Regions from separate parts of the Mus musculus genome. Here region 2 is linked to region 1. The links are chromatin contacts, found by POLR2A ChIA-PET in ENCODE. All regions are on one chromosome and are shown on one strand. Each heading gives the region's core, a stretch centred on a gene start or an enhancer-like site at or near the end of the contact. The rest is flanking DNA. Distances are from core to core; before and after follow the strand shown.

Region 1 (3,048 bases), core at 321-2,820:
AAACACAAAGACTGCTCACGTGAGCTGCCTCCCTGGACCACACACCCCACTTAGGAAGCACAGCGTCTCTTCCCACCTCTCAACCGGCCATGGCATCCCCCTCCTGCTCACTCTGCAGCGGAAACAATCCCCAGGGTGGGTGCACGGAGCACCCTCTGCCCATCTACACGTCTCCCAAGAACCACACATATTTTCCTTCTGAGCTGGCTCCAGCCTATGTGTCAATGTGTCCGCCTGAGGCTAAACTTTCCTTAATGACTGGGTGAGGCACTGGCTGGGCTCCTTCAGCCACCGGAGGAGGGACCATCCCTGTTGGGTGCCTCTAGCTGCCAGGAGAGGCTTGGCTGCCAGAATGTGCCGGTAAAGACACCCCAGGGTCTAAAGCCAGCACTGTTTAGCTTGATGGCGTGGTACAAAGAAACACAGGTGGGGAAACTGAGTCATAGTCCAAACCTCTTCCTCCTAAATGATCTTATTCTTGGGCACCAAGAGACAAGAGGTGGGGCTGAAGAGAAGAGATGCCTCACAGTTGCCAGAGCCAGAGGCTGTGGTAACTAACTTATGGCTAATTAATTTGGTGCTCTAGATTGTTAACTGACTGTAGTCCCTTATGAGCCTGAGCCTCAGTGTCCTCATCAGGGAATGGATGAGGTAACAGAGCTCCCTAACAGCGATGAATATGAGGTGAACTTGACAATGCAGGTAGCTGCTGGCATCGAGGAGGGAATGCAAGTCCTCTGAATGCCAGGGGAGGTCTGAAGCACTCGCAGAAGGAATGTGCTCTGCAGACTGATGGCAGCCGGATGGGGATGTGAGTCAACCAAGCCAGAAGTTCAATCTGGAAAGTTTAAATGTGATCTGCCCCGTCTTCTACTGGCTGTGACCTTGAAACTGCCTCAGTTTCCTCATCTGCCAATGGATGTTAAGAGAGAAATCATCGGTCTCTGATTGGTGGGCTACAAGCCTATGTCTGGAATCTTCAGGCCATAATTAGTGACCCCTGCCCCAGCCCTCCCCGACCCCTCGCGGCCGCCACTGCCAACACCAGCACAAACAAACGAGCAAAGCTTCACTGGGACCAAGGCAGGCCCTCGCCAGGCCAAGACCTTAGCGGGTCATGCAGAGGCAAGGGGGGACCACAGGTTCAGCAGAGAAGTATGGGGTATGGAGAGAAAGGAGAAAGCAAGAGAAAGGAAAGTCAATAAAATGAGCTAGAATGTCTGGTGGAAGGAGAAGACAAGAAGCGGGGCAGCAGGGAGGGCTGAGGGGCAGAGCGTGGGACGTCAGAGGTAAAGAGCCAAAGAGCAGGCAAGTTCAACTCCTAAACTGAGGACGAGTCGCGACAGGTTTGGGAACTGACACGGTCCATCCCGCCCCGGACGCCGGCCTGAGGGTCCAGCGATCACTCACCGCGCAGTGGCAGAGGTGGCAGCGGCAGCAGATGCAGCGCTCCGGGCGGGCCCGGCCATCCAGCTGCAGTGTCGCGCCCCGCCCCGCTCTGCCTCGCCCGGCCCCACCACTAGGCCCCCAGCCCGGAGCCACCCCCGGCGTGCAGCCACGTCACACGGGACAGTCCGGAACCCGACGCGCGCGGCTCCGGGGGGCTAGACGGAGCGACGGCGGGGGAGGCGCTTCCGCCTCATACCATGGGGGACCCGCGCGGTCAGCGCACTTCCGCTCGGGGCGGATTCTGGGGCTGCGGGGAGAGTAGGACGGAAGTGGGTACCCTCGTGGGCATCGCGTTTAGCCAAGTTAAGCTAGGGTGAGGGCGGCACCCACGCGGGAACCGGGATCAACAGGGCGGCGGGGCTTCAGTGTGGCGTCCTTCTGAGGATGCAGTTCCAGCAGTGGCCACACGGGGGCGCGCACGGCTGCCAAACCGCTCCGTCCCGGGACGAGAGCAGGGCTATGGCTCTCTGAGTCAGCAGGCCTGGCTCCTCCATGAGCTAGGGAAAGGGGAAGTGCCTGCCGCAAGGAGGGGCCTGGCTCTGGGTACCTCAGAAGAGGGAATTTTATTCTTACTCATCGAATTATTTTTATGCTTTGGTTTTTCACTTGGAACCTCAGGCCACCGTCTCCAGGACTGTAACCCTTTGAAGTCCAGTACACGTTTCTAGAGCCTGTGCCCTGGAATTTCAAGCCAGGATACAACAAAGGACTTGGTGTTCTCTTACCCTGACAAAGCTGTACCTGAACTCTTAGACCGAAGGAGCAGTTAGTGGCAATAACAATGGCTACAGTTCTCTGATCTAGGGTAGCCCTTTACTGACCATTTACTCAGTAATCAGTGTTAACTTTACCAAATCGTTTTTATCTTTCAGGTGGGTACTGACTGTTGACCTAGGGTCAGACATATGTCACACATATGGCAGAGGCGGAATTCAACTTGGATGTACCTCTCCCTAGGGCGTGCGATGGCCACCTCATGTCTAAGCTGGAGCTAAGGTGTGGATGTGGCCTAACACCCCCCACTCCTTTGCGATCCGATACATGTTTGCATCCTTCTCTGGGAATCAGCCAGTAACTGACATGGAAGACATTCAGCAGAGGCCGAATGAGTGCTCCCCTGGGCTGGCTGTGACAGAGTGAGGGGCTCATTAGTCCTCACCTACCATTGCGGCTCTCTATGGTCCCTTGTTCCTTCTGGGCGCTCCGAGAGCAGACCGAACTCACACATCACAGTTGATGCCCTACCTCACAGTGTGTGTTTGTGTGTGTGGTTGTTGTTGTTGTTGTCGTTTTACTTTGAGATTGGTTCTATGTAGCCCTAACCCCCTGCCTGTTCTGGAACTTTCTATGTAGATGTGGCTGACTTTGAACCTACAGAGATCTGCCTACTTCTACCTCCTCAGTGCTAGAATTAAATACGTGTGCCACCACTCTTGGTTTATTTATTTATATATTTTTGACATAAGGTCTCATGTAGACTACCCCTAAACTTATTATATAGCAGAGAATGACCTGGAACCTGTGGACTGCCTGGATAGATGTGCCCTCCTACATCCAGTTTATGCAGTGCTGACAGCCTGGGCATTGTGTGTGCCAGGC
Region 2 (3,048 bases), core at 379-2,878, 190 kb after region 1:
TCCTGCTTTCCTATCACATCAGTGCCCGACGGCCATCTTGGGAGAGTTAATTTCACCGAGGTTTAGATTTGCTCCATGGTCCGGTGTCTCTCGAAGTTTGGCTGTATAACAGTCCTGTGCACAGAGATAGACCTGTATCCACAGTAGTGAGTGGCAGCAGGATGGCTGTTCACTTGGCTCCTCCCTGCCCGCCGCCAAGCAGCCAAGCCCTTTGTCTTGAGTACTGGATACAGTGGGTCTTGTGCCCTGAGTTGTGCCCCTTGTGTTCCCCTCTCTAGTAGCGGGCAGGACGAGGACTGGTCAGATGAGGAGAGTCCCCGGAAAGTTGCCACTGGGGTGAGGGTACGGGCGCTTTATGACTATGCTGGCCAGGAGGCTGATGAGCTGAGCTTCCGAGCAGGTATGCTGGGCCCTTTCATGGTCCTTCCCACTTCAGCCCCCGTCCTACTTGCTAGAGCAGGGCTGTAGACGAAGAAAGCCAGGGACTCCATCCTCACAGGCTGCTCAGGGTCCAGCTGCAGCCTGACAGTTGCCTCCCTGGGGTCTAAGGTTGGGTGGCTTTTCCTGGCTGTGTCCTATCCTGGTCTGAGTTGGGTATCCTCCAGTTTGTCGGCCCTTGTGCTATTCCATCCCCCAGTCCATGACCTAGTTTTGAGACCAGTAAAGCCAGTGCTTTGGGCAATGACTGTTTTGTCTTTCTTCAGGGGAAGAGTTGCTGAAGATGAGCGAGGAGGATGAGCAGGGCTGGTGCCAGGGCCAGCTGCAGAGTGGCCGCATTGGTCTGTACCCTGCCAATTACGTAGAATGTGTGGGCGCCTGAGTGCCCTGACAGCCCTACCAAGGCGTCTCTCTGACCTGGGCCAGAGCTTAACCCTTCCTGGACTGCTGGACCTGAAGGCCCTGAACCATGTGCTGCTGCTGTCTCTCTTTTCCCACAGGAGGAAGTCTCAGGGCCCATGAAGGGCAGGGGTCTGTGTCTAGAGTTGGAGGTTGGAATGATGGAGGGTCGAGAGGTGCCCGAGCCTCCTCGGGAACATTTGGGTCATCCCAGAGTGGGAGGATCCAGCTCCTAAACTGTTTAGGAGTTCCTGGGGTGAGGTTGGGGAGAATGTAGTTTGAGGCTGGCAGCACCTTCTTTTGTGACTTGTAGTGTGCATTAAATTTGATTAAGAATAAAAACCCCATCAAGTGTTGTGAGCGTCTTTTGATAGCCTACTCTTGCTGGTGGGAGGCACGGGGTCGGCCCGTGGGCGTGCCATGTGTTATGGAACTGGGATTGGGCAGGCAGTTGCCTCCTGGTATCTGCCCCGGAATTTCAGGAGTGCAATCTGGACTGGAAGGGACTTGGTGATCAAGGTTGTTGTGTGCTGGCCTCTGCTCTAGGCCAGTTGCTGGATTGTGAGCTGAGCTGGAGCCCTGCCAATGCCTTCCGGATGGGGCTATGAGCACTTGGGAGATTGTTAATCATTACTCGTCCATCACAGAGTCTGTTACCATGGCTCTCTGCCTGACGCCTACAGCCAGTGGTCGAGCGGTACGTAGGGTACCCGGGTCCAGCAGGAACTCGTGAGGAAGTTTGGGCCAGTCCACGAGCCGTCGCCCGCTCGGGCTGCGGATTGGCCAGGCGCAGCGCGGCGTTCACTCTCAGGCCCGTGGTGGAGCTCCCGGCTGCTAACGTCATGTTTCAGCCCCGCCCGACGTTCATTGGCCCAGATCTGGTCGAATCACTCCACTCGTAGGCGGGTCGGGGCCCTGTCGTGACCGGCGCGGTGAGCCTGCCTTCGCCGCCGAGGATTGGCCCGCGCCGGGACCTGTCGGTCGCGGTTGTGTCTGGGAAGGAGAGAAAATGGCGGCGAGCCCGAGCAAGACCGAAATCCAGACTATTTTTAAGAGACTTCGCGCAATTCCCACCAACAAGGTGCTTGAGCGGGCGGGGTACGGGTCCTGACGCCGGCGGAGAAGACGTCTCTTGTCCCCTGGGGTCTGAGGGAGGGCGAGGACGGAGGTTGGAGGCTTTCTTGTGGTTTCTAGCGCCGGGCCTCGACTCTGGGCCCTAACCGTTCGCTTGTCGTCTTTTCCACTTAGGCCTGTTTCGATTGTGGCGCCAAGAGTCCTAGTTGGGCCAGCATCACTTACGGTGTATTTTTGTGTATTGACTGCTCCGGAGTGCATCGCTCCTTGGGTGTCCATCTCAGCTTTATCAGGTAGGTTCTGTGTGAGGGTGCTGTGCCTCCACGGGGGCTGTGTGCGTGGTCAGCGACGGGGAGAGGGCGCCTGGACTTGGACCTTCCTGAATTTGATGTTTGGATTTCTCCTGGCGGGAGTTCTGGTAGCCTACAGCGGGGGCTTGCGGGCGGAGGGCGGCGGGGGGTTCCACCTCTGTAGACTTCTCTCTTCACAGTTAACATGGTACTCAGCATCAGTTTGGGGGAGAGCTTAGATGCATTGACCTTGTTATTGCAGAAAGATTGGCCCAGTAGGTCTCCAGTGCGACTTTGACCAAACTTTAAGAAGAGCCAAACCCGTGCCTGCATTTCTCAGAAGTCGACCTCCTTTCGGATCTCCTTTTCAGAAATAATTAGTACCCTTTGGATTAGGCGAAGCGCAATGATTTCAAATACAGGGGAGAGAGGAGGAAATGGGACAGTGACTGATGGTTCCTGGACACCCACAGAAGCCTGAGGCCGAATGACAGGTTTAGTCTTGATAGGGAAGGTGACACTCAGCCCTTGTACACAGGTCCACAGAGTTGGATTCGAACTGGAGCTGGTTGCAGCTGAGGTGTATGCAGGTCGGCGGGAATGCCAATGCGGTAACGTTCCTTTACCTTCTTCCACCCCCATCCTTCTGCCTGGGTATTTAACTTTTCCTTGATTTCTCAAAGTGAGTTTGGTTTCTCTGTTCCGAGAGTTTGCAGCTCTGGAACATGCCACACACTTTTCTAAATTCAGAAAAATTTAAACAGCTTCTTTCAAAGAGGCTTAATGAAATACAAACTGGGGGGGGGGGCTTGGGGGACTTTTGGGATAGCATTTGAAATGTAAATGA

Evidence for each region. ChIA-PET counts read pairs that join two places held with the same protein, here RNA polymerase II (POLR2A).
Region 2: POLR2A ChIA-PET joins it to region 1 with 15 read pairs in Patski. The contact joins the promoter of Arfgap2 here to the promoter of Slc39a13 in region 1. POLR2A ChIA-PET finds 5 or more read pairs at or near these places in 3 of 5 experiments (Patski and embryonic stem cell).

Annotation. Positions count from the first base shown.
Region 1 is chr2:91,068,745-91,071,792 of GRCm38, forward strand. It overlaps Slc39a13 (solute carrier family 39 (metal ion transporter), member 13), which reads right to left and starts at 1,571. Exons shown (of 10, transcript NM_026721.3): 1 at 1,411-1,571. Gm39874 (predicted gene, 39874) reads left to right here and starts at 1,607. Exons shown (of 2, transcript NR_166131.1): 1 at 1,607-1,762; 2 at 2,322-2,879.
Region 2 is chr2:91,263,487-91,266,534 of GRCm38, forward strand. It overlaps Arfgap2 (ADP-ribosylation factor GTPase activating protein 2), which reads left to right and starts at 1,629. Exons shown (of 16, transcript NM_023854.2): 1 at 1,629-1,918; 2 at 2,086-2,204; 3 at 2,740-2,812. The coding sequence starts at 1,847. Pacsin3 (protein kinase C and casein kinase substrate in neurons 3) reads left to right here. Exons shown (of 11, transcript NM_001289678.1): 10 at 279-400; 11 at 705-1,194. The coding sequence ends at 820.